2 separate regions of the Homo sapiens genome follow, and region 2 is linked to region 1. A link is a loop called in an ENCODE intact Hi-C map of the cell type or tissue named here. Cell type or tissue: gastrocnemius medialis. All regions are shown on one strand. Links, peaks and the distances in the headings refer to the core of each region. The heading gives the core; the rest is flanking DNA.

Region 1 (10,171 bases), core at 3,303-8,302:
AGGCAGAGGTTGTAGTGAGCCGAGATTGTGCCACTGCACTCCAGCCTGGGCGACAGAGCCAGACTCTGTCACAAAAAAAAGTACCTGTAACTCTGCCCAGTAGAGCATCTTGGGCTCAGTGCTCTGTGCAAATACGCTTGTCTCACACCTCTGCCCGGCCACCGCAGCCTCTCAGGACTCCCCCACGGGACTGAGCTGTCTTCAACTGGTGGTAAGAGAGAGGAAAGGCATTTTTAAAGTGGAAGGAACTTGACTGACCACACCCTCCTGAGCCTTTTTGCTCCCCTCCCGTCCCCTCAGTGGTCACTACCATACCCAAAATGTGTTTAGAATCAGAAGTAAAATGTTATCAGTAAAAAAAAAAAAAAAAAAAAAAATCTGTTTTGTTCATTTCTATCATCCCTTCTTCAGGGCAAAAACACATAGAAGTTACAAGTAAGGGTTGTTAAAAATAGAGACCTGGATTCAAATTCCAGCTCCACCATTCACTTGTTCCCTTAAACTCTTTGGGCCTCAATTTCTCCATCAATAAAATGAATATAAAAATGATGTCTGCCTCATAAGTGTTGTGAGAATCAAGAGTCCCATGTAAAGCATTCAGAGCTGTGACGGATACATTAAGTGCTCATTAAATGTTAATTACTGCTATTATTATTGTATTATTTCAATCTCGTCATAGTGCTTGCTGCATAGCATTTTTTCCAAGGTGGGGCGAGGTTATATGAGTGGGAAAATAATCAGCTGATTCTTTTTAAATGCAAAGGAAATGCATGTTTTTAACATCACAATAGGATTTCACTTCATCAGAAGCCCCAAGCAGAACATAACTAACTGTTTGAGGAAGTGGTGTGGGTAATTATAACTCAGTCTCATTGACAACATGAAGCGAGGCCTCCGTTTTAAAGGGCTCACTTGGCATTTCATATGGCTGCCTGCTGCCCCTCTGTTCCAAGTTCACTTTAATCTGCCATTTTGGACCCAAATAGAGATCACTGACACATTCAAATAGACACGCCTTTCTGTTTTAAACAGATTTTAGTGCATTTTGGTACAAGCAAAAAAGTTTCACAAATAATGTGATTTCTAGAACTTCAGGCTAGTGAACCAACATCTGCTGAGTAATCACATGACCTCAGGCCAGGGAACTCTGTAGGCCACTGCAAAAAGTAACTTAAAAATGAAATTTGGCCAGGCGCGGTGGCTCATGCCTGTAATCCCAGAACTTTAGAAGGCCAAGGCAGGTGGACCACCTGAGGTCAAGAGTTCGAGACCAGCCTGAACAACATGGTGAAACCCTGTCTCTACTAAAAATACAAAAATTAGCCAGGGTTCCCTAATCCCAGCTACTTTGGAGGCTGAGGCAGGAGAATTGCTTGAACCTGGGAGGCGGATGTTGCAGTGAGCCAAAATTGTGCCATTGCACTCCAGCCTGGGCAACAGGAGTGAAACTCCGTCTCAAAAAAAAAAAAAAAGTGAAATTTTTTTCACGCTTATAATCCCAGCACTTTGGGAGGCTGAGACATGAGGATCACTGGAGCCCAGGAATTCGAGACCAGCAAAATAGAAAATAAAAAAATTAGCCAGGTGTGATTGTGCATGCCTGTGGTCCCAGCTACTTGAGAGGCTGAGATGGGAGGATGACCTGAGCCTGGGAGGTCAAGGAGGCAGTGAGCTGTGGTCTTGCCACTGTACTCCAGCCTGGACAACAGAGTGAGACCCTTCTCAAAAAAAAAAACATCGAATTTTTTTCTAGAAAGAACATTAGACTGCCTGGCTCCTTTTTGCCATTGGAATAATGTCACATAATTAGTTCACCACTCTGGAGTGAAGGCTTCCTCTCTTGAGAATATGAACCTGCAGTCACAGCCCTGCTGTGGCCAGGGAAACATGTGGCCTTGTGTGTGCCACGGGGATTATACATGGGTTCCCTGGAAGATTTCCCCTGTGAACAAAAGCAGAGACCCACCAAGAGGACAAAGAAATTAGATTCATGACCCACAAAAGGGGAGACTGAGCCTGAGAAGTGTGTGTAAACAGTGATGCCATATAAATGGAAAGAAAGGTCAGGTGCCAGGAAGGCCAGAAAGAGTCCAGGGCAAGAAAGAGAAGGGGGTTACACTGCCAGGGTTTGGATCCTGGCTTCAATACTTACAAGCTGTGTGATTTCAAGCAAGTTAGTTGAATTATCTGTACTTCATTTTTCTCATCTGTGAAATGGAGATGAGTCTGTCTGCCACTTCTTCTAACCACCATGACCTCCAGAGAACAGTGGCTGCGGCTATTCTTCTGTCTCTAAAACCTCAACACCTTTTGGTGAACTCTCACCAGGAACATTTAGATGAGGATAATACAGTTCCTGCTAAACCAAACTGATAACCAATCGTTAGGGGCTGAATTGTGCTCCTCATCTTCCCAAATTCGTATGTTGAAGTCCTAACCCCCAGTACCTCAGAATGTGACTATATTTGAAGATCTGCAAAGAGCTAATTAAGGTTGGATGAGGTTCACAGGGTGGGCCCTAATCCAATATGATTGGTATCCTTAAATGAAGAGTTGATTAGGGCACAGATAGGCAGCTCTGTCTCACAGTGCTATTGTGTGGATTAAACTTGTTAATATACATAACAAGTTTGTCCAGCCCGCAGCCTGTGGGCCACATGTGGCCCATGATGGCTCTGAATGTGGCCCAACACAAATTTATAAACTTTCTTAAAACATTATGATATTTTTTGTGATTTTTTTTTTTTTTTTAGCTCCTCAGTTATCATTGGTGTCAGTGTATTTTGTATGTGGCCCAAGACAATTCTTTTTCTTCCAGGGTGGCCCAGGGAAGCCAAAAGATTGGACATCCCTGATATATAAAGTGCTCAGAACATTGCCTAGCACATAGTAACACTGTATGAGTGTTAGCTATGTTATCAACATTTGCGATGATTAACATATTGATGATGGGTCAACAGGTGCAGCTAACCACCATGACACACGTTTACCTATGCAACAAATCTGCATGTCCTGCATATGTATCCTGGAACTTTAAATTTAATTTAATTTAAAAAAATATTGAAATGCTTTGCAATGTACAAAGCAATATGTAAATGTAAGGCGTCGTGCTGGATTGATCAGTGTATGTGTTTGCTAAGGCTGCCCTAACAAAGTACCACAGACTGAGTGGCTTAAACAACAGAAGTGTATTTCCTCATAGTTCCGGAGACTGGAAATCTGAGATCAAGGTGTCAGTATGGCTGATATCTTCTAGGATATCTCTCTCCTTGGCTTGTAGATGACCGTCTTTCAATGTCTCTTCACATGGTCTTTCCTCTGTGCCTGTCTCTGCCCTAACCAACTCTTCATTTAAGGATACCAATCATATTGGATTAGGGCCCACCCTGTGAACCTCATCCAACCTTAATTAGCTCTTTGCAGATCCTGTCTTCAAATATAGTCACATTCTGAGGTACTGGGGGTTAGGACTTCAACATATGAATTTGGGAAGATGAGGAGCACAATTCAGCCCCTAACGATTGGTTATCAGTTTGGTTTAGCAGGAACTGTATTACCTTCATCTAAATGTTCCTGGTGAGAGTTCACCAAAAGGTGTTGAGATTTTAGAGGCAGAAGAACAGCTGCAGCCACTGTTCTTTGGAGGTCATGGTGGTTAGTAGAAGTGGCAGATAGACTCAAAGATGTCAGGCAGATCCAGATTCTCCTGGCTCTTCTTTGCTCCCCAGCCCTTCTTCCAGATTCCTGACCCCATTGACCAGCAGTGGCCCTAAGCCAATCACCAGACATTAGGCTGAGAACTCACAGACGTTTCCTATACCCCTCACCATAGCACTTCAGTGGCTGGATGTGCCTGGCTCTTAGGATTGACCAGCAGCAGCTGCCCTTCACCTCCCACAGCTGCACAAAATCTAGCCAGGAGGTACATCTCTTATCCTATAACACTCAGAGTGACTCTGCTCCCATCATTGGACCTGGATTCTAGCTAGCTAGAATAATATTTAATAATAATGTTATTATTATTTTTTTAGACATGCTATCACTGAACCAGAAAGGAGTCTCTGCTTCACTGATAAGCATATATTTGAAGTTCTAATTATCTCAAGCAGGAGCTCATTCCAAAGTCCTCTGAATTTGTCCTCATGCTGCCATCTCTCCTGGCTCCAATATGTCCCACAAGCGGCTGCCAGATAAAATTTCTTGAATCACATTTATGTCATCTAGCAATGGTCAAGGGAAGTCCCAAGATGACAGCTGAGTAGCAGGCCTAGAGGGCAACACATTCAGACTAGAGCAAAACAACAAAGAAATGGAGGGTTCCCAGACAGTGGTGTCCAGGAAAAACAAAATGGAACAAATGCACCGAAAGTATGGGAAACATTAGAGGGTGGTTTACCATGCCATTGGGTCACCGCGGAAAAAAAAATAGTAATGAGGCATAGAAAATTATGCAATTTTTAAAGTCATTACAGTTGTCTTCCTTATCCATGGGGGATATGTTCTAAGACCCTCAGTAGATGCCTGAAACCACAAATAGTACAGAACCTGATTGCCATCAATCATAATACATTTCTGTTCATGTCTCGCACCCACAAACTTAATTCCTTTTCCATCTTAACTAAGCACTTATGCACTGTGGCCATAACTTTTGATGTTTCATGTGTGACAGCAAAACTAGCATGAGTTTCTTTTTCCTTCTTCACAATTTGATAGATAAAAGATTTGTTCTTACCTTAGATCTTAGCAACCTCAGCATATGATACATTTACTCTCCTTATTAAAACTTTCACATTTTTACTTGAAGGAAGCACTTCCTAGCTTGCTTTTCTTTGGCATATCTGTATTGCCAGCATTACAACTCTTTTTTTTTTTTTTTTTTTTAGATGGAGTCTTGCTTTGTTGCCCAGGCTGGAGTGCAGTGGCACAATTTCAGCTCATTGCACCCTCTGTCTCCTAGGTTTAAGCAATTCTCGTGCCTCAGCCTCCCAAGTAGCTGGAATTACAGGTGCATGCCACCATTCCCAGCTAGTTTTTGTGTTTTTAGTAGAGACGGGGTTTCACCATGGTGGCCAGGCTGGTCTCGAACTCCTGACCTCAGGTGATCCACCTGCCTCGGCCTCCCAAAGCAGCATCACAACTCTTGCACTTATGGCCATAGTCAAGTAAAATCAGATTTACCTGGATGCAAGCACTGGATACCATGACAGTGAATCTGATAGCTGAGCCGGCTACTAAGTGACTAATGGGCAGGGAATGTAGAAAGCATGGAGACGTTGGGCAAAGGAATGATTCACATCCAGCGCAGAACGGAGGGACATGGTTTGAGATTTCATCACACTACTCAGAAGGGCATGCAATTTAAAACACATGAGTTGTTATGCAACCATAAAAGAGAACAAGATCATGTTCTCTGCAGGAACATGGATGAAGCTGGAGGCCATTATCTTAGTAAACGAACACAGGAACAGAAAACCAAATACCACATGTTCTCACTTATAAGTGGGAGCTAAATGATAAGAACACATGGACACATGGGAAGAACAACAGACGCTAGGGCTTACCAGAGGTGGGAGGCTGGGAAGAGGGAGAGAATCGAGAAAAATAATAAATGGGTACTAGGCTATTGGTGACAAAACAGTCTATACAACGAACCCTCCTAACACAAGTTTACCTATATAGCAAACCTGTATATGTACCCCTGAACTTAAAATAAAAGTTAAATTTTTAAAAATGGCCAGAGGACATGAACAGACACTTCTCAAAAGAAGACATACAAGTGGCCAACAAACATATAAAAAATGCTCAACATCACTCATTGTCAGAGAAATGCAAATCAAAACCACAATGAGACACCATCTCACAACAGTAAGAATGACTGTTATTAAAAACTCAAAAACAACAGATGCTGGCAAGGCTGTGGAGAAAAAGGAATGCTCTTACACTGTAAGTGGGAATGCAAACTAATTCAGTGACTGTGGAAAGCAGTTTGGAGATTTCTCAATGAACTTAGAACTACCATTCCACCGGGCAATCCCACCACTGGGTGTATACCTAAAGGAAAATACTTTCTTCTATCAAAAAGACACATTCACCCACATGTTCATTGCAGCACTATTTACAATAGTGAAGACATGGAATCAACCTAGGTGCCCATTAACAGTGGATTGGATGAAGAAAATATGGTACATATACATCATGAAGTACTACACATCCATAAAAAGAATGAAATATGTCCTTTGCAACAACATGGATAGAACTGGAGTCCATTATCCTAAGTGAACTAACACAGGAACAAAAAAACAAATACTGCATTTTCTCACTTATAAGTGGGAGATAAACATTGAATACACATGGGAACAATAGACAGTGGAGACCACTAAGATGGTGGAGGGAGAGAAGGGGATGTCAGCTGAAGAACCACCTGTTGGGTATTATGCTTACTGCCTGGGTAATGGGATCACTGGGACCTCAAGCCTCAGTGTCATATATATGCCCATACAAGAAATCTGCACATGTACCCTTTAATCAATAATAACAGTTGAAATTATTTTTTAAATAAATAAAATGGTTGAGTTGTTTATTTCTGTAACTTTTCATTTAATACTTTCAGACCACATTGGACTGTGGATAACAGAAAGCAAAATCCCAGAGAGCAATGCCAAGACCAGCTAGGTCGGGAAGACCCTAACCCAGTGGCGCTAGAGGAATTAAAGACACACATAGAAATATGGAGGTGTGAAGTGGGAAATCGGGGGTCTCACAGCCTTCACAGCTGAGTGCCCCAAACAGAGATTTACCCAAGTATTTATTAACAGCAAACCAGTCATTAGCATTGTTTCTATAGATATTAAATTAACTAAAAGTATCCCTTTTAGTAAACGAAGGAATGGGCCAAATTAAAGGAATAGGTTGGGCTAGTTAACTGCAGCAGGAACGCACCCTTAAGGCATAAATCGCTCATGCTATTGTCTGTGGCTTAAGAATGCCTTTAAGCAGTTTTCCTCCCTGGGCAGGCCAGGTGTTCCTTGCCCTCATTCCCGTAAACTCACAACCTTCCAGCTTGGGCATTAGGGCCATTATGGACATATTACAGTGCTGCAGAGATTTTATTTATGGCCAGTCTTGGGGCCAGTTTATGGCCAGATTTTGGGGGGCTTGCTCCCAACAGAGCAAAATTGTGGATAATAGGGAACTACTGCATTAATTCCAGGACATACAGAAAATCGTACAGGAAAAAATATCATCAAATTACACTACTACACTCAAAGGTGAAGACTACTTGGCATAAGAGCATACAATGTCATGACTACTTACAGAATATTAAGTTGTGAAAAAGCACTGGAGAAAATGGGGAAGAGGCTGACCTAGCAGGGCAGAGGTCACAGAAGTGTGTTTCAGGCTGTAACAGGCAGCCTATGTGGACCACACCTTAAAGAAGGCAGACTGCAAATGGGTAGCTGAGAAGTGCAGCAGTAACTCGCAGGGCGTGTGGGACAAGGAAGATTTTGGGGAGATGCAGGAGAGAGGAAAGCTGAAAGCAGAAAAGCAGATAACCAAAGAGTATTTGAGAGGGCTAAGAGGATGGACTTAAAGCCCAAATGGAAGATCAGGGTTTCGATAGGAACAGGGATGTGTGTTTCATTACACCAGGTGGGAAAAAGATCCAGGCACAAGCAGGCTTGTGTGTCTGGGTTGAGAGGAGAATGATTTCCTTTCCTCTCATCTCCACCTCCACTTCCTTAGATGTGAAGTCTCAATGCACTTTCTTAGAGCTGCCTCTTCTCCCTACTAATTGGGAAGGTCATAGAGGAGTAGAGAAAGCTTAGGTTGATGATGGGGAGATCGTAAACCAAGGCAGAGATGAACCAACTCATTGGAGTCACACGGCTAATTAGTGACAAAGCTAGGACTAGAATCAAACTGGCTCCTAGCCTAGTACTCTTTCACTACCAAATTACCGTGTAATATTTAACAGATGGGAGTGATTAAGGTTTAGAGCCATTACAAAGACTAACACAAGCCGAGTTACATTAAATAAGGAATCAAGCAGAAATACAGCTGAGATATTTAAACTTCACTTCACAGGAAGGGGTAATTTTACCCACTGTGAGACCATGATTAGATCAGGGTGGGTTGAACTGAACTGTAAACTTTTTCAAGGCACTGCCTTTGCTGTTCTCTAATCCAGAGGGACTGGGAGAAGCCCTCGCTGTACTAGGTGGCACTCAGGGGATAGGATAGAGATAAATGTCAGCCAATAGTATTTACCAGTAAATTTACCCAAATTAACTGTTTAAATTACACAGATCCTCTGGCAATCTTTGCCCTACTCAATTCAGAAGCATGCGTTAAATACGCCGAAATGTACAAAGTACCTAAAAATAACAGGTATTGTTCCACCTCCGTGCATGTGGGGTCCCTGGCATTTGTAACTTCAATGAGAAGAGGTTTTTCTTCAAAATATACTTTCCATAAACTTCTCTGTCATGCCATTCATGTGGCTCTTGTTTCATTTGCAGCAAAAGTCTTTCATTGCTGTGTATTTGAATTTCCAGCGTATCTTGGACCTTGGTGTTTATTTTGATTGACATTTAGTTATCTGTCATGCAAGTATTATTTTTCCCTCAACATCACCGAGTGTGATATATGTGTGATATATGTTTCATTACAAATGCTGGCATTGGTCAGGTAGGTTGGTTTTGCTGTTACATAACTTTGAGGGTGAGGGGCAATTTGTTAATGCCCACATTGACAAGTTACCATCAGATTATGCTAATTTGCAGTACCCTTTGCAATTAAAATCCTTCTGGCTGAATATTTAGCATTTATAATTAATGTAATTTTTAAACACTCAACCAATGTTCACCTTTTCCACTAAGGCTGAACTCCAGTGCCCTGCCCTATAGCCCAGGACAGAATTCCTGGGCCAGGGGAAATCTGGAAGAACTCCACGGGATTCCAGATTGCCCAGGCATCAGAGGGAAAATACTCATCCTATCGAGAGGTATTCTATTAGATTACTACTCTTACTAAATTCTCATTACCTTACCTCAGACTAGATCAATATAATTATATGTCCAGGTCTCACTCTCACCTCACAGAAAGGCTCTGGAGCATCTAGGGACAAATAATACAGCAGATACCAGACAGAGTACCATTCCCCACCCACTTCACCAGGATGGCGTGTAACATAACTTCCAGTGGGGAAGTGATAAGCTTATAAATGCAGAAGCCTTCTCTGGTCAACCTATACCAAGAAAATGCCATCCGTATCTTTCCTTGTTATTCTGTGTCTCAACATCCTATGCATTGTCTTCATTTCACTCATCATGATCGTTTGAATTTCTGTTTTACTTGTTTATTATCTATCTTCTCCACTACAATGTAGTATTCCTAAGAGCAGAAGCCATGACCATCTTGTTTCCTGTGGAATCCCCAAGTGCCAGGAACAATGCCTGCTGCAAAGTAGGTACTAGATAAATATTAATTGGTTGGATGGAAGGTTAGATGGATGAATAGAAGTAATATGCTCCCTTCTCCCACAGTGAGAGTAAGATGGGGCCCAGTGAGCCCCCTGTTTAAAAGGAATCCCAGTTCTGGATAACTAGGTGGGTCTCAGGTGAGTGTAGCAGAAAATATGACAATTGCTAACTCTTTTGATCCAACTGACACTTAAACTTGAAAGAAAGGTAACAAAACCAGATGGAGAGTTGAGGGGAAACCTGACACTACAGGGAAGAAAGAAAACTTTGTTATAGAAAACTACCATTGTCATGTCTTGGAAACCTAAGTGAAACACAAAGGTGAATTAGACAAGAGATTAGGAGATATTTAACAAATACATATTGATTGACTAGTTAGCTGACAAAACAAACAAACAAACAAAAGGTAGACATACAAATTAGATTCTAACCTGTTAGGGTGGAGTCTTCTGTACTCTTGAGGAGGATCTACCCTTGGCGTGAAGCAGGGGAGAGTCCTCTTTAGGGTCCACTCCTCTGCCGCCTACTCCCGACACACACAGTCCTGTCCATATCCAGCAGGTTCATATTGACTTCCTGCTAATCCCGCCACCCAAAGGCTGCTTTCTCCATCAGTCTGCCCACATTGTAATGTATTCCAAGAATTTGGCTTTTCTTTACCCTATCAAAAATATTTGCCCTGGATTTTC
Region 2 (10,171 bases), core at 2,805-7,804, 250 kb before region 1:
GACAGAGGGGAGCCAGCTGCTATTAACCAAGTCAATGAGAGAAGGACTCTGAAGGCACTTCAGAGCTCTTAGAGGCTGCCCTCCTATCACAGGCGCAGAGCTCTAGGAAGGAAGAATGGTTTCAGGGGACAGGCCCAGGGAACTCTTCGTGGGCTCTCTCCTCAGAGCTTACTCAGGTATCTGCTTCTCCCTGTATTTCAGTGCAGTTCTCCTTGACTGCCCTAGCCAGGGCTCAAGCAGGCCAAGGTATGGTATAGGCCACTCTGGAGCATGCAAGCAGTAATCCATCCTTGATGGCATCCATGTGGTGTTCAGTCTGTAGGTTTGCAGAATGCAAGAGCTTTGGGGGCATGGCTACCTCCACCCAGATTTCAACAGATGTCATGAATAATCTGGGGGCCCCAGGCAGAAACCTGCTGCAAGAGTGGAGTCACCACAGAGAGTCTCCACTAGTGTGATGCCTAGTGGAGCTATAGGATTGGGACGGCCACTGAGACTCAAGAACTGTAGAGCTGTCAATGTGCAATGTTAGCCTAGGAGAGCTGCAAGCATGAGACTCCAACGCCTGACAGCTGAGTGGGCTAAGCCCAGCAAAGGCCTGGGGGTGGGGCTATGTGAGGCCCTGGGGGCTCAATTCCCACCCCAGTGTATTCAGGAAGTGGGACATGGAGTCAAAGGAGATTATTCTCCAGCTTTAACATTTAATATTGTTTTCCCTGTTGGGCTTTGAACTTACTTGAGACTAGTTACGCCTTTCTTCTTGTCTATTTCTTCCTTTTGGAATGGGAATGTCTATCCTACGCCTGTCCTATCACTGTATTTTGAAAGTAGATAACTTGTTTTGATTTCACAGGCTCACAGCTGGAGGGAATTTGCATCAAGATGAATCATGGCTCTAGAACCATGAGCCAAATAAATTTCTTTTCTTTATAAATTACCCAGTCTGTGGCATTCTGTTATAGCAGCAGAAAACAGACAGAGACAGTCATTCATAATCCATTTCACTTCCCTAAATCTTGGGGCGGGGGGTGGTTATTCAATGTCAAATTCTTATTTACCCATGATGACATCAGTGTCTTTGAAAAATTACACTAGATCAGAGGATAAGTTACCAACTCTTCCAAATGTTTGGTTAGAGATCATTGATCAGTAGTTAGGGTTGCATACTGGACATGTACCAGCCTGCTCACTTTATCGCTTTTTCATGCCACCCTCCTCAGCTCAACCCCCTTCAGGCTTTCAGCCACACTGAAAATAAGAATGTGTTCGAGGTGTTTCACCAAGAATCACTTATTCCTGACATCCTGGTAGATCACCCACTTTAGCCAATCCCTTTAAGCTTCTCTTTTTCTTTTTTCTTTTCCTCTTTGGAATGAGTGCCTAACTATGTAATGGTTATTGGATGTATGTAGATTTCCTGAAAGTGTTTCATGTTTTGAATGACGAAGAACATTCTGGGGGATAATATGTTTTAAAAACCAGGGAAACCCGAAAGATCTGGGAGAAGCCACTTAAACTGAATCCCAATTTGAGAAAACTGAAAATAAGAAAAGAGGATTATTTGCCTATAGCAAGTGGAGGATTGAATTTTCTCAAGGAGAGGATTTTTATGCAATTTCCTTGTGGAAAATGATAGGAGATGTAGATGCTTCTAAGATGCCTTCTGCTTTCCACTTAGGTCTAATTTTTTTCTTTAAGCCTGTACATGCAGTCTTAAGATTATTTTTATGATGCAATTAATAGCTATTTAAACACTTTAAGTTGATTCTTTTCAGATATTATTTACTCTAGTCCATTTACATGTGGTAAGTCATTATTTCATTGTGTTTTTTTAGTTTTCGTTTTGTTTTTCTATGGAGATGTTTTTTAAATGAAGAAATTTTAAATGAAAGACTTTAGCCTCTCTTCAAAAGAACAGTAAAAATGAATACTCTCTTTGCTAGGATGCATATGATGGCATGAGTTTAAGTTTTAGATTCTCTGTTGATGTCAAAGTTGCAAACATTTTTTGTATCTGGGCACCATGATGGTATGGCACTCCATCTGTGATTTACTCTACTCAGAGAGGAATGAAGTGTAGTTAACAAGAATCAAACTAATGGAAAACAGGATTTTGGTGTTGCTGGAACATGTAGAAAAAGGTGGAGTCTAAGAAAATATTTCTCTAGCCAAGACAGTATTGAAGAAACTCATTATTTTCCATCTGCTTGTTCCTTGTTCCCAGTGTGAAGTGAAAGCAAAGTTTTAAAATTTTTTCTCCTCTGCAAGAAAATATATTTCAGAAAATCTCTATCTCAAAAATGAAGCAATTAAGAACTGTCTGGCTGTGAGGATCTGGCCTCAACTTGACTTAAAGCAACAACTTCAGTTACATATCAAGATGTGCGTGAGAATGAACCTGCTCTGCTCAGCCAACGTGCTGAGTGACTTGATGTTTGTAATAAATAAATAAATAAACAACAAACAGGTTGTCATGAAATATCCTTTGTAATTATAAACACAGGAAACTTTCTGAGATGCAAGTGGGTGTTAAATGGTTCAGCAAAGCCAAGCCAGAGCAGTTGGTGTGCTTTGAAATGAAGCAACATTGGAAAAATGAAATCTACTGAAAGATCACTACGTGTTTCAAAGGTTTGACTTTTTAAAAATTTTCTTCAGTTTTCTATTTTGAAAAATACAAAGAGGTTTGCATTTGTTTGTTTTTATATAAGCAGCATGTGTAGGCAACCATCTAATATTTGGCAACTTTAAAAATTTTTGAGCAAAAGCAACTGTTTAGGAGTTTAACCATTACTTAAAAAAAGATACATGAAAGTTATTATGTGTATGTTCCTGCATGGTACATAGGAAATTACTAATTGCTAGTTAGTTCAATTTACTTAATTAGGTATTTACTCATTGGCTATTATGTGCCCAGTTTCGGGCTATGTAATATTTTAAAAATTAGCATTATATATGTTGCCCTATCTACACTTTCTGGGGAGCAAAATTTTGAAAATCATTTGATGTGGAAACCCTTTAAAAAGAACTAGATTGCAGCATGTATTCGAATTCAAAATTGATTTTCATCAAGTACTAAAATGTGATACAAGCCAAACAATAGGAATTTTCAGGAATGAGAATGGTTGTGCTGTCAAAAAAGATAAACAATATGGATGACTTATGAATATTTATGTCCTATTAAATTTATTGAATTTTGGAAGGCAGAGATTGCTAAAGCGGAGATAGTTGACAGCAGAGAAGAGCTACCAGTGAATTCACGAATTACATTCTGGATTATTCTTTTTGAAAGAATATATATTTGGTGCATTTGTCATTAGTAAAGTTAATTAATCAGTTAATGTCTTGAAGTAGTAGTAGATTAATCCTTTCTTGATATGCATGATGTATTAGCCTGTTTTCACGTAGCTGATAGACATACAAGAGACTGGGAAACTTACTAAAGAAAGAGGTTTAATTGGACTTACAGTTCTACATGGCTGAGGAGGCCTCACAATCATAGCGGAAGGCAAGGAGGAGCAAGTCACATCTTACATGGATGGCAGCAGGCAAAGAGAGAGCTTGTGCAGGGGAACTCTCCTTTTTAAAACTATCAGATCTCATGAGACTTATTCACTATCACGAGAACAGCACGGGAAAAACTTGCCCCATGATTCAATTACTTCCCACTGGGTCCCTCCCACAACATGTGAAAATTCAAGATGAGATCTGGGTGGGGATACAGCCAACCCATATCACGTGTTATCCTAGTTGTTGCCATAGTCAGTAAGCAACTGTTCTCACTCAGGGCTGTTAATATATAAAAGGTGATATTAGATAGATAGTATTTTTCTACACTTGTTCTCTCTATACTTCTGGCAGAATTACCTTTGTGGGGTCCAGTGTAAAATGAATATAGGGTCATCTTGTTCAAAAATTATTATGAATTTGAAGAGCACTAAACCAAGTATGAGGTCCTTCTAAGCAAGGAACCTTTTGTAACTGCATAAATCTCACAAGTCCCGTGAATCTAGTTCTGTCAATGAGGATAGTCAAATTAGTATAAATGAAAGATGTTTATTTAAGGCAATCTTTAAATCCAGGCACAATCTACTAATGTGCTTATCATAGATGAGTAACCAGTTAATGATCATTAATCATGATAGATATAGACATTTGTATGCATACATTTGTAGAATATTTATCTAGCATTATATTTGCACAAACACATATATGATTAAAATATGTAAAACAGACTTCTGAAAATCTCTAGTATGGTAGCCTTTGCAAGATTAACTAGAAAAAGATGACTTGTCACAATCCACAGATCCTATTATACATCATCCAACAAATATTCTCTGAGTACCTAGTCCATACCAGATATTATTCATGGTGTAAAGATATAGCAGAGAACAAAATAAACAGAGTACTTGCTCCTAGAGGGTTTTCATACTATTACATTTCTGAAATTTTGACTGATTTGCCCAGGCTTTAGTTTGTATTTGTTTGTTTTTTGTTTTTTGTTTTTTTTTTTGGCTAAAACCCCTGTCTTCCTGACTTTATTAAGAACAGAAGCAAAACTTAGCTATTCTTGTCACTGTTTAGAACTGACTAGAACCAGAACTCTTCAGAAAAGAATGTGCTAAAGGTTTGTCCTTGAGAAGTTTCCAAGCCAAGACACTCCTAGGAGCACTTCCCATTGAGGCCGAAAGGCTCATCCACTTACAGCGATTCATGGGAAAAGAGGACAGCACCCTCATCTTTGGTCCAAGAACACAATCCTGAGTGACACAGGATTGCCCTGAAAGTCAACAGCATCCGTCTTACAAAAATCAACAACACTCGCTTTTCAAACTTCCAAAGAATTTACTGGTCTGGTTTGGCCTTTTGGTGCCACATTCCATTCCAGAACCCCAGCTAAAATGTTCTCAAGGGCTGACCAGAGATTCCTCCTCCTTTCTCTGGGCTGGTACAACTTGACCGCTGCTTGACATCAAGGTCAACTGGAGACTGGGAACAGTTATGTAACTGTGTTGTAAATTGAATTAGAGCTGTACATGAGCCCAGACCAAGTAACCAGTGCAGCTCCAGGCAAGAGCAGCAACATGTCCCCCAGAGACAGCATTGGAGGAACAGCTTACTGGGGAATGGAAAAAGGGTATCACAGGGTAAAAAAGAAACCGTCTCTTTCCAGTCCTTCTAAAGTCTGGGCAGTTGGCTGCCCCATCACATGTGGAATAAGAGGGGGGCATTAAGTGCAGAGGGAGCTGGTGTCAGTATGGCAGGCAAACACTGAGGAAAAATCAGCATACATAGTATACACAAAGAGAATGAGAAAAAAATATTTGTAACACCAGAACAGACACCACCCAGATGAAAGAAATAAGAAGGCTTACACGTGGAGAGGAAAAAAGCCTCTGGCAGTGGTCAGTGGACTGTAGAATGAGCAAGAAAGGCATGACCATCCTCCTACCAGTGACTGGTCATTCTGGAGAGGATACATGTGCACAGATCTGGAAAACCAGGGCTGAAAAGCCTTTTGACACCTTTGGTGACCTAGGACATGGTCCCCCAATGTAAGACATCATGCTAGATAGAGGGGAAAATAGTAAGTTTTCTTCAAAGGCAAATGAATACAACTTGAGATAACTTTTGAAAAGAAAAAAGGTACTGGGACCATGGCATGACTTTGATCTGTGCTAACATGACCGCCTGCAGAAGCAGATGAGGAGAGGCAGAATAATGTAAAGCTGAAAGCTTGGAGTCACCAAACCATAGATAGCTTCACCTCTTACCAAGTGCTTGATGTGTGGCTAGGTTCTTAAATCCCCTACAAGTTCCAGCTTCCTCATCTGTAAAAAACGAGCAAGTTAAGACTGGGTGAGTTAATAGATGTAAAAGTACTTAGTACAGTACTCTACAAATAGTAAGTGCCCAATAAATGTTAACTGTTATTATTATGTATTCTGTCCTTCACTATGTTAGGCCCTGGGATGTAGTGGTGACAGGCAAGGCTGCTGCTCTTGTGGTTCTTACATGAAACAAGGGAACAGGGAAATAAACAAAATAAATGCAGACTATGAAAAGTGCTAAAGAATAAATAAATAGAGTAATATAATAGAAGAAAATGCCTCTCTGAGGAGGTGACAGTTAAACTGAGACTTGAGCAATCATCAGGGGCACAGGGTTCCCAGAAGAGAAAAAAATAAGTGCAAACTCCCTGTAACACAAAAAAAAAAGAGCTTACTGTGTCCAAAAATTAAAACGAACCCTAAAGTGGTTTGAGAATAGTAACATGGGCTTTGGTTAGGCTGGAGCTAGGGCTCACCTAGTAGAGTATAGAAAGGCAACACCCCATCTCCTGCAAATCTATTTTCATCCATTAATTTACACGGCATCTGAAGAACATGCTGAATTAAAGCCTGTTAACCCTTGGGATACAGTCATCAAATGTATCAGATATATTGAGATAACCCCAACAGAGGGGATAAGTCTTTACAAAGTAAATCTATGCATTTCAGCATTTCTTACAATTGCCAAAATATGGAAGCAACCTAAGTGTCCCTCAGGAGACGAATGGATCAAGGCAATGTGGTATGTACACAGCGGAATACTGTATAGCCTTAAAACGAAGGAAATTCTGTAATTTGTAATAATATGCATGGAACTGGAAGATACTGTGCTAAATAAAGTAAGCCAAGCACAGAAAGACGAATATTGCATGATCTCATAGGTGGAATCTAAAAAAGTCAAATTCATCGAAGCAGAGAATAGAAAGGTCGTCACCAGATGCTACGAAGTGGGGGGAAAGGGAGGGAAAAGGAAAGATGTTTATCAAAGAGGACAGTTTCAGTTAAACTGGAGTAGTGATCTATTGCAACTGCATGGTGACCAGAGTTAATAATATGTTGTACATTTCAAAATTACTAAAAGAATAGATTTTTAACATTCTCACTACACACACAAAAAATGGTAAGTTGGCGAAGTGGTGATAAAGTGTTAACTAGTCTGATGGAATCTTGCCACAATGGATACATAGATCAAAACATTGCATTGTACCCCATAAACAGACACAACTAGTATTAGTCAATTAAAAATAAATTTAGAAAAAAAGACTGCACTAAAAGAATAAATAAATCTAAATCAGAAGCAAGCCTGAGAATTGTAGGTGAGTAAAGGGTCTAAATTAAATGTGGTGGAGGATATCATAGACATCCTGATTCTGGCATCCTACCATTGTGTTTGCTCACCTAGAAAAAAAAAATAAGCATATCTATTGAAGTATATCATAGTATTAAATACTATGGCACACTGGGAACAGGAATCCTTACTGGGATTCCTTCCTCAGTACCCAGCTAAGCTTAAAACTGGAGTGTCCCCTACTCACTTTATAAGGGCAGTGGCAAGATCTCTCATCCTGAGGCACAGCTATCATGCTCCAGTTCCATCATATTGGGCCCCATTAATTTGCAACTCTGTAAAAGTAGGCTGTCACAGTGAAAATATAGTTGTAAGAATAAAGTTTTAACTTCAGAGATTCCAATATATTGAACTAGCTGGCCAGCACTGGCAAGATGGAAAACCCTGGCTTAGGCACATATGTGTGTATGCTCATAGATTCCTAGAAATAGTTAAAGAGGGATCTGTAAGACTGGTCTTCTCACTGTGAAACAGGTGGGAGTCTAGAACCAATAGACACATTTGTGTATTAATGTTAAAAGGCGATGGGACAATTTAAAATATATCTGTATATTCATACTTGAACTAAGAATCATTAGATGAATAAAAACCATAGGCCATCCAATACCCCTTTGAAGTCAAAGTGATTTTCTAATCTCAATTTCAGTTTTTCTAATTGGACTTCCTAGAAAGTGATAATGAAAGAAGAAAGACTGACATTTAGAAAGTAGACCACAAGCACAGGATCTGAACTCTCAAAGTTCTGAGTTAGTTATACAGAGATGACCAGAATAGGTTGTATTAGACCATTTTCACACTGCTGATAAAGACATACCCGAGACTGAAAAGAAAAAGAAGTTTAATTGGACTTACAGTTCCACATGGTTGGGGAGGCCTCAGAATCAGGCGGGAGGCAAAAGGTACTTCTTACATGGTGGCAGCAAGAGAAAATGAGAAGGATGCAAAAGCTGAAACCCGATAATCGCAGGAGATCTTGTGACATTTATTCACTATCACAAGAATAACACGGGAAAGACTGGCCCCCATGATTCAATTACCTCCCCCTCAGTCCCTCTCACAACATGTGAGAATTCTGGCAGATAGATACAATTCAAGTTGAGATTTGGGTGGGGACACAGCCAAACCGTATCATAGGTATTTACTTTGCTTCTGATAGAAACTCTTCCAACCCTCCACTCACTCCTGTACTTGTTTTCTGGGCACCAAATCTGAAAGGAATTTAACCTATGAGACTGGCTATTTCTATTGCCCTTGCTTTTAAAGTTGCTTCTCTAGGCATCATTTACCAGTTACCCTTGGTCCCCAGACCTCAGTGAGTATGCTTCCCCTCATAAACAAGCACACACACAGATGGTTATTAGATTAGATTATTAAATTTTTGAGAGCTGAAGTCGGCTTCATTCATCCTAGTGTCAAGTAATGTTTGCGGAATGGATGTATTTATTTCACATTCTACATTATATTTACAAATCCCTTTCATTATCTTTTTTTGACCTTCTCAAATACTGCGTAAGACAAGATGACAAACAAGTATTATTATCCTGGTTTAACAGATGAATAAAATTTGACTCAGAGAGGTTAAGGAACATGCTAAAAGTCTCGCTAGTAGGAAACGGCAGAGCCAGAATTGAATCCAAATTTTTGGTTACAAAATTCTCTGTTTTTCGCCACGGGGTTCAGACACTTGTCACCTACTCAATGAAAATGGCCACCACAATTCACCTAGAAGTAACCTGGGCTGCTCATCACAAACACCATTCAAAGATATTTGCATTTTGTTCTTGACCCCTTACCTTCCTGCTCCTTTCCAAAACAGAACACCACACTGGCCACTAGACAAAACATAACAAAGATAGCTCAGAGCTAAAAATAAGGAGATTTAGGTTTTTCTACAGTGTCTTCATAGCCAGAACTAAAGTACAGGATGTGTCATTACTCCCAGAGGAGCTTACAGTCTAATCTTCTCATTGTGTAGGGACCGAATAAAGCAAACTCCTTTGGCTGCCTCAAATACTGGCCAGGTCAGTGATAGGCTCTCCAGAAATAAATTGTAGTCAAAGTGAGCCACACCAATCTGAGTATGTTTTCTCATCTGTGAATTCATCTGGTCCTAAATTGAACTGAATCAATGAATTTATAAATCATGTCTTACATTTCTTTACTGTTTCCATGTGATGGATAATTTTTTTATGTTACATTGATTGGACTAGAGGGTTCCCAGGTATTTGATTAAAGATTTTTCTTGGTGTGTCTATGATGGTGTTTCTGAGCTGGGAAATAGGTTTTCTCCTGCCTTCGGACTTGGACTCAGACTGAAACCATTGGCTCTTCTGTTTTGCAGGCCTTCAGACTCAGACTGGAACTGCACCGTTGGCTCTCCTGGGTGGGTCTCCAGCTTGCTGACCACAGACCTTGAGACTTCTCAGCCTTTAGAATCATGGAAGCCAATTCCTTATAATAATATATATCCTTTTCCTAGTCTGTGGACTTTTCCCAGCTCCAGACAGACAACCTTCTATAAACTCCAGGATGCTCCATCAATGCCGTCTGGACTCTACAGATTTTGACCCTGAAGTAAAGTAGGAAAGGCTATGAGGACATGTTAAATGTTGTACTACCGCCTGAAGCCTTTTCTTCTTTAAATTTTTCAACAAGAGTTGAATGCACACGTGGAGCTTAATTGGACAACAACTTTTCTCCTCTTCTGTGGGATCCCGTCAGTGCTTTAAGCAATGAGAAGGCAGCTCATTTCCAAGTTTGTGTGGTAAATTTGGGGCAAGTGGGAGAAAAGAAAGAAAGGCTGAGTCTTATAGGGTGTGATTTGGTTCTAGACATGCTTATGTTACTTTTTATAAGATTATCCATTTGACTAGATTTCTTTCCTGCTGACAAAAGAGGCAATTTCTACATATAAAATAAATCTGATTAAAACTCTTTCTCTGTTCCTGTCAAGGTAATAGATGCAGACCCCAGGAACAGAATATATTTGGAT

What was found. Hi-C counts contacts between places; a loop is a spot of excess contacts. Peaks named below come from ENCODE experiments on the same cell type or tissue, not always from the same donor. Only the 100,000 strongest peaks of a DNase experiment are listed, where the experiment ranks them.
Region 2: it touches region 1 in a loop (2.2-fold over the local background); 3 of 110 quality-filtered maps call a loop at or near these places.

The regions. Positions count from the first base shown.
Region 1 is chr5:68,041,322-68,051,492 of GRCh38, forward strand. No RefSeq gene overlaps it. Among named protein-coding and RNA genes, the nearest start is that of LINC02219, 140 kb to the right of the region's middle. In gastrocnemius medialis, for the core only: no CTCF peak of the experiment used is centred there; a DNase peak (open chromatin) is centred at 5,270; H3K27ac peaks cover 826 bases.
Region 2 is chr5:67,795,126-67,805,296 of GRCh38, forward strand. LINC02997 (long intergenic non-protein coding RNA 2997) reads left to right here. Exons shown (of 3, transcript NR_130779.1): 2 at 2,504-2,631; 3 at 4,585-5,933. Among named protein-coding and RNA genes, the nearest start is that of LINC02997, 7.0 kb to the left of the region's middle. In gastrocnemius medialis, for the core only: no CTCF peak of the experiment used is centred there; DNase peaks (open chromatin) are centred at 4,736 and 5,006; H3K27ac peaks cover 2,873 bases.